3 separate regions of the Mus musculus genome follow, and regions 2 and 3 are each linked to region 1. The links are chromatin loops, found by intact Hi-C in ENCODE. Cell type or tissue: left cerebral cortex. All regions are shown on one strand. Region 1 holds the start of Gm11733 (predicted gene 11733). Region 2 holds the start of Gm34128 (a long non-coding RNA gene). Region 3 overlaps Gm35170 (a long non-coding RNA gene).

Region 1 (2,500 bases):
GATATTCCACGATAGGAACCGGGGCAACCACCAGATACAAGTCTTGATATCCCATTGAGGGGTTGTCATGATCATTTTACCAAGAGTGGATTAAGGCTGAGAGAAAAAGATTAGGCTCCAGGTCCTGCAGATGACCACTGCTGGAGCCAGACACATCAGTGTCAAATTCGCTAGACTCAAGCCCTACACAGACTCTCCCTATCAAGTGAAGGACCCATGGGGGTAGGGTAAGGGGTGCTGAGAAAGCCCCACCTTGAGTCTACGTAGAACTAGACAGCAGACATATCCCCCTCAGGTCTACGTAGACCCAGACAGTAGACATACATTTCTGCTGTAATAGATTTCCTAAGGGGGATGTACAGACTCCTGAAATGGACACTCGGGTCTTCTCTCGGGTGTCTGAGCTGTCACCTGCCTGTGCTGCTTCCAGGCTGGGAAACTATGATAATTGCTTTTGATTGCCAGCTTGACACGATCTATGATGCTTGGGAAGGGTGTCTCAGTGAGGGATGGTCTAGATCAGATGGGCCTGTGATTGTCTCTGGGAGACTGTCTTAATTGGTGTGGGAGGACACAGCCCACTGTGGATGACCCCATTCCCTAGGCAGTGGGTCCTTGACTGTGTAAGAGCAGAGAGGAGTCTAAGCATAATCAATCGCGCATTTGTTTTCCTCTGCTCTTGCCTGTGGATGCAACCGGAGACCATCTGTCTTAAAGTGCCTCTACTGTGACTTCCCCAGAGTGGTGCATCGAAACCTGGAATTAAGTGCTAAAATAAGCACTTCCTCCCCCCCCCCCACCCTCCCCTACCACCAAGAAGCTTTTATTTAGGGTATTTTATCACAGCAACACAAAAGAAACAAGGATATCCATGCTGGTGCTAGCTCCAGAGCAACCATCACTAGGATGGGGGCTCGCTGGGTCAGCAGCCACCCTGGTCCCAGTGGGCATTCAGGGACAGAATCCATGACAACTGAGCTACACAGGGCCACCCACAAGGTGGTGTGACCTCGTGAAAAAAAAATCAATAGGCCTCTTGTTTTTGTATCCAGAAATATTTTGTCAGAGATGATACTTGCCGGGGTGACAAGATATTTTATGACAGAGTGTGCGGCAAGCTCTGGGGTCCCAGGTGGCTTCCAGCATGGGCAGACATCCTTTCCTGTCATTACGGATGAGTCTTGCCTGCACGAGGCAGTGCTGGATGCTCAGCCAGCCAGCTCCTCTTCTGTGGGAAGCCGGGAAGGAGGCTGAGCTGCAGTGCACGGGATGACGCTGGCGTCTGGGAGGCAGATCCCAGCATGGCAGAGCTTGGAGCTCATGTACCTGCGCCAGGGCCTGCCCTCACTGTACTGGAGCGAGAAGCCTGGAGGGAGGTTGACAGGAGCTACCGGAGAGATGGGACAAGCTTTCAGCTCAGGGTTTTTACTGTTCCTTCTGAGTGTCTAAAAAAATAAAATAAAATAAAATAAAATAAAATAAAATAAAATAAAATAAAATAAAATGATTCCTTCCAGCTTCCCTCCCTCCCTCTAATCTTTCTTCTTTCTCTTCTCTTTTGCCTCTTTCTTCCCTTCCTAATTCCTCTATTCCTGCTTCTCTTTCTCCTCCTTCACCCTTTCTGTCTTATTCTCCTCCCACCCCCTCCCCTTCTCCTTCCTTCTCATCTCTTTCCCTCTTCCCTCCCCGTTCCAGTCCTCTGTCCGTCTGTCAGTCTCCCTTCCGTCCTCCCATCCCTCCCTCCTTTTTTTAAAAACAAACATCAGAAGGCCTTCTTTGCGCTAAGTTCCCCTATGGATATGCTGACTGACAGGAGAGGAGAGGGGTGGGGTGACCAGGTGCGACTAGAGCCCCCCCCCCTCTTCTCTCCGGGCTGGGGAATAAAGAAGAGGGGCTCCAGGAGTCTTCCTCTGCCTCACAGCTCCTTTGCCTGACTGAGAGATGCATGGTGACTTGGGACACCCTGTTAATTTTCTTTTATATTCTAAATGGCTGTCTACATCTGTCCCTCTCTTGTCTCTGGGCCTTTTGACCTATGTATACCCCGAGGTGGAAGTGGAAAGGGACTCCGTCTGGTGACCTGACCACTGGCTGGCTGAGAGGTTCCAGGCGGTGGGAGCCATGCAGATTCCCAGGCTGCTATCCAGATCTCAGGGTTACAATGTCAGCTTGGGCGTCCAGGGAAGAGCTGCCTGCCTTTCTTCAGTGCATAGAGAGGCAACCCGAGGCTGAGCAGGTGGGAGGACTGGAGAGGACTGGGGACGATCATCGGGTGCTCTCCCCGCTCCTAGCTCCTAGCTTTAGTCTCTGTGGGTGCCTATCACAGTTCGTACAAGGCCTAAGAGAATCCGAATCCTTCTTCCCCTTCTCCTCAGCTCTTCCACCTCGCCAGCTCCTCCTCCTCCGCAGCTCCTCCCCCTCAGCTACTCCTCCCCCTCAGCTACTCCTCCCCCTCAGCACCTCCCCCCGCCCCCCCCCCCAGCACTTCCTCTTGGGCTCA
Region 2 (2,500 bases), 74 kb after region 1:
CTCTAGAACTCCAAAAATATCCAAGACTGACCTTAAACTTCAGATCTTCCTGCCTCTTACTCCCAAGGGCTGAAGTTTCAGGTGTTCTCCAGCCCTGCTGTGGGTGGGGTTTAGTGCTTCTTTTTCAGTTAAGTCCCCTGTGATTGGACAGGAAAAAGGAGGCGGAGCTAGGAGTGGGGGCGGAGGGGAAGAGATAGAGATCGCTGGAGGAGGAGAAGGGAGGAGGAAGAAGGAAGAGAAGCCAACATGGAGGCAGATGGACAGGAAGAAGATCCTGATCCTGTGTGGGTTTTTGTTTTGTTTTGTTTTGTTTTTTGTTTTTTCGAGACAGGGTTTCTCTGTATAGCCCTGGCTGACCTGGAGCTCACTTTGTAGACCAGGCTGGCCTCGAACTCAGAAATCCGCCTGCCTCTGCCTCCCGAGTGCTGGGATTAAAAGCGTGCGCCACCACGCCCGGCTCTGTGTGGTTTTAAACAGCCACAAGTAGCTAAGATTTTCATAAGGTTAGAATAATTGGGGTAAAGCTTTTTGTTTGTTTGTTTGGTTTTTTTTTTCGGTTTTTTTTTTTTTTTTTTTTTTTTTTTTTTTTTGAGACAGGGTTTCTCTGTGCAGTCCTGGCTTCGAACTCAGAAATCCCTCTGCCTCTACCTCCCAAGTGCTGAGATTAAAGGTGTGCGCCACCACCACCCGGTTGGGGTAAAGCTTTTATCATTATCAATTAGCTCTGAAATTATTGAATTGGCATCTTGTAAATTGTGATCTTATTGTTATATAAATATGATTGGATAATTAAGCTTTAAGAGTCATGTTTCTACAGGGTAAATAGGTATTGAGATGGCTGATTGTGGGGTGTATGGAGCCATGTGTGGAAGCGAGAGGAACTCTGGAGCCCTGTCCGAGAGATGGCCCAGCGGGAGTCCTGTGGCCCCACAGGGCCAGAAAGTTGGCAGGCCAAGAGAACAAGTGAGTGAGATCACCTGGCATGGGGACTGGCTCCAGAGAGTTGGTGGTGGCAGCAGGAGCATGGCCTGGCCCCACTGAGAATTGGAGGGTTCATTTTTTAATATTTACCACAACACATGTACACGCAGACATACACATAAATAAAACATAAAAAATAAATCTTGGAGCTGGAGAGATGGCTCAGCAGTTAAGAGTATTGACTCAGGTCCAGAGGACCTGAGTTCAGTTCCCAGCAACCACATGGTGGCTCACAACCATCTGTAATGGGATCTGATGCCCTCTTCTGGTGTGTGAAGACGGCTACAGTGTACTTGCATATACATTAAATAAATAAATAAATAAATCCAAAAAGCAAAAAACAATAAAATCTTTACTAAAGAAGAAAGGGTAGTCAGCAAAGGAAAATGAACTGCTAAGTGTGTCATTGGAACCACCAGGTGATGTCATGACATTCTTCATATTGCACAAGTGTGTGGACCCAAATTAGAGGGAAAGAAACAGCCCAACTGTCTCCTGGGACTCCACACCAGCCCTGTTTCTCTCCATGGCACCAGGAAGGACATTGCCTGCAGGTCCCCCTAAGCAAAAGGCAGCTCTCAGAGCAGCCTAGATTGGCTCTGGGTGGTCAGAACCCAAGCCCAGCCCAGCCCACTGGCTCCTCTGACAGCTCCAGCTCAATTAATTCCCAGGAAGCTTTACTCTTGCTCCCCACTCCCCCCCCCACACACACACAGCCCACGATGCCAAATGCTGCCAGCTGTCCTGGGGCAGGAGGAGCATTTGGTCTGTTATCCCTGAATGCCACGGCAGAAGCTAACTTCAGTCTCTGCTGGCTGACTGACCGACTTCTCCTCATCCCAGCCTTGGCTCCAGTGCCAGGCAGGCTCCAAAGACAAAGGAGCTCACGGACAAAGGAGCTCACCCCTGCCTGGCAGGCTCCAAGTGCAGGGCTTCCGTTTGTGCCGAAATCACAAGCTGCCACTTGCACAGCCTGAGAAAGACATGGAAAATAATTTATTCACACGCAAAATGTCTCACTGGGATGCAGCCACTAAAGGGAAATAGACATATACGTTGGGAGGTATTTAAGGAATAGAATTCCAGTGTGAGCGGGGTGGGTGGGGGGAGCGGGGAGGGGGGAGCAAGATACAATGTGATTTCAAGTTTGTAAAAATAAACAAGAATAAAAAGGCAGAAAAGAGAGCATCTTTCCTTTCCAGGCAGGGAAAGAAAAGCAGAGATAATGAGTTTGCTCTTCTAGGCTTTTCTATAGTTTCTGGGGTTTTTCCCCCCTCTATACACATAGATATTCCTTGGATAATGTGCAATCAAATGTTTGTTTTATAAACAAAGCGTAGGGGCTGGAGAGATGACTCTGTGGTTAAGAGCACTGACTGCTCTTCCTGAGGAGCTGGTTCGGGCCCCAGCACCCATCTCAGGTGGCTGACAAAGCTTTGTAACTTCAGTTCCAAGCAGCCTGGTGTCCTCTTTTGACCTCCCTGGAGCCAGGCACGTGTGTGGTGCACATGCACACAAA
Region 3 (2,500 bases), 140 kb before region 1:
CAGAGCAACTTTGAAAATAATAAAACACATGGGAAGCCACGGCTCTCTATTAAACACCACACACCTAAATACCAAACACGTCTGATTGACACCAGTTGTTTACACACTGAAACATGTTGTGTCCTTGTAGAGGCCTAATGTATGTGTAAGCTGCGAATTAGCACACTTTAAAAATGATGTATCTTGGCCCCGACACCAGGATGGCTGCCTGCCTTCGTCTGGAAAGCGACTTCTTACAGTCTGACACTGTTTGGCATTGCCCTGCTTGCACTAAAAACGATTTGTTGAGGTTGGAAAGACGGTGCTATGATTAAGAGCACTTGCTGCTCTTGCAAAGGACCAGAATTTGGTTCCCAGCACTCCTCCTGGGTGACTCAAAACTGCCTGTAACTCTGGGATCTGACACTCTCTTCTGGGCTCCATGGGCACCTCTGCCCCCCCCCCCGACACACACACATACACACACACACATGTGCACACTCACACAGAAAAACACATATTCACACAAGCATACATATACAAATCCACAAAACACACACACACACACACACACAGACAAAATAAAATAGCCAGGCATGGTGACGGCTCACTCCATTTATCTCAGCACTGGGGAGGCAGAAGCAGGTGGATCTCTATGGATTCCAGGGCAGCCTGGTCTCTGTAGCAAGTTCTAGGCTGGCTAGGGATGCACAGTGAGACCCTTTCTCAAAAACAAAATAAATATAAAAAAAGATTTATGTATTTATTTATTTGTGTGTGCATTTGGCACATGTGTGTGTGTGTGTGTGTGTGTGTGTGTGTGTGTGTGTGTGTGTGTATGTGTGTGTCCATGCATGTCCAGGCATGAGCATACTCTGGTGTACAGACAGAAGTCAGAGGATAATTTTCAGACGTCAGTTCTCCCCTTCCACGTTAGTGAAGAAGGGTCTTGTTTTTGCCAGTGTGCGGTGTACCCTGGGCTGGCCCCAGAGATGTCTGGCAGCTGTCCTGTCTGTCTTGTGTCTTGCTGTAGGCATGTTGGAACTACAGATGTGTACTGCTGCATCCTTTGTACATGGGTTCCTGGGATTGAACTCAGGACCTTTAGTCTAGAGGCTAGAGGCTGTCCCTCAGTCCTCAGGTGCCTCTGTAGCCTCCCCTTCCCATTGAGAGTCTTCCCTGCAGACTCCCATTCCCCAACCTTTAGCCAGCCCTGTGGAAGTGAGCTACGACGGGCACAGTGATGGCTGGCATCATCCAAGAAGCAGAGCTTGGCTCTGATCCCATCAATCTGTAGGAACACACAGAGCTTTTATTTCTGTTTCAACTTTAAAACAATGAAACAGCACGGACTGTGGCGAGAAATATTTATGTTTTGCAAATGCAAATTTTAGTGCATGCATGAAATGTTTTATTGAATTTGATTCTTTAAATGAGAATTTATTCTTCTATTAAAATCATTGCTAAGAATCACAAATCAAGGAGAGATGGAGTGTGGCCCGCTGTATGAGCTCCCTACAGCTGATGGATCGGATCATCGAAAGCTTGGGGGATGGATTATCTCCTGGTTCTAAAGGCTAGGGTGCTTCTTGGAAGCCGGGCTAGGATTTTAACTTGACACTTGTGCATGCTGGGTGAGAATCTAAACCACTGCCCGGCCCCGAGAAGGAAGAAATCAGGTTTTATCATCCCTGACACTCCAGGACAAGTCCTGATCTCTCTTTGCCTGCCTTCCTTGGCTCGTGGCTCCATCCTCTATCTATACTAAGATCTCAGGGGTTTTGGTTTGGTTTTTTTGTTTTTGATGGCACTGAGAGTCTACCCTTAAGGTTCTCCATGTGCCCTTTCCATAAGAATCTACAGGAGAACTTTCTGTGATCCTGGGTAACCTCCCAACACCCAATCCTCAACTTAATTTTTTTTTTAATTTAGTTTTAATTGTGTATACACACGCATGAATGTAGGTGCCCTTGAGTTCCAGAAGAGGGTATTTGATCCCCTTGAGCTAGAGTTACAGGCAACTGTGAGCTGCCCAATGTGGGTGTTGCAAACCAAACTCAAGTCCTCTGCAGGGGCAGTATGCACTCTTAATCCCTGGGCCATTTCTCCCATCCCAAATCGTCAACTTTAATCACATATGCAAGGTTCTCTTTTTCATATAAGCAGCAGCTTGGGGTAGTAGAAGTGGGTCCCGTATTTCTTTGGGGCCTTTGCTCAATCATCTCGTTGTGTAAAAAGGCAGTTGTTCAACAAAATGTATCTTGGGGAGATGCAACATACATATCTGCTCACCCAGATAGAGATCCTACAACACCCTAAAGTACGGATATCACAAAAGTCCATCTCAGTTAACCAATGGGTCTTGCTGGGGTTACCTACAAGAGTACGGGTGAGGAGTTACTTACGGGGGCAGAACTGACTCGAAGACAGCTGTGTTACCAAGTCCCACAACAGCATGGGTGACAGCTTACAATAGCTGGGAAACCAGGTTTCAATGCACAGCCTCAACAGATTGAGGAGT

What was found. Hi-C counts contacts between places; a loop is a spot of excess contacts. Peaks named below come from ENCODE experiments on the same cell type or tissue, not always from the same donor. Only the 100,000 strongest peaks of a DNase experiment are listed, where the experiment ranks them.
Region 2: it touches region 1 in a loop (3-fold over the local background); 8 of 42 quality-filtered maps call a loop at or near these places.
Region 3: it touches region 1 in a loop (2.3-fold over the local background); 3 of 42 quality-filtered maps call a loop at or near these places.

The regions. Positions count from the first base shown.
Region 1 is chr11:117,483,096-117,485,595 of GRCm38, reverse strand. It overlaps Gm11733 (predicted gene 11733), which reads right to left and starts at 1,228. Exons shown (of 3, transcript NR_130966.1): 1 at 1,080-1,228. In left cerebral cortex, a CTCF peak has its summit at 1,017; DNase peaks (open chromatin) are centred at 601, 1,248 and 2,284; H3K27ac peaks cover 1,973 bases.
Region 2 is chr11:117,409,524-117,412,023 of GRCm38, reverse strand. It overlaps Gm34128 (a long non-coding RNA gene), which reads left to right and starts at 754. Exons shown (of 3, transcript XR_880326.2): 1 at 754-963. In left cerebral cortex, a CTCF peak has its summit at 1,219 (motif pointing left); DNase peaks (open chromatin) are centred at 1,827 and 2,478; H3K27ac peaks cover 1,046 bases.
Region 3 is chr11:117,624,139-117,626,638 of GRCm38, reverse strand. All of the region lies in intron 3 of Gm35170 (a long non-coding RNA gene), which reads left to right. Among named protein-coding and RNA genes, the nearest start is that of 2900041M22Rik, 14 kb to the right of the region's middle. In left cerebral cortex, a CTCF peak has its summit at 1,347; a DNase peak (open chromatin) is centred at 1,256; H3K27ac peaks cover 173 bases.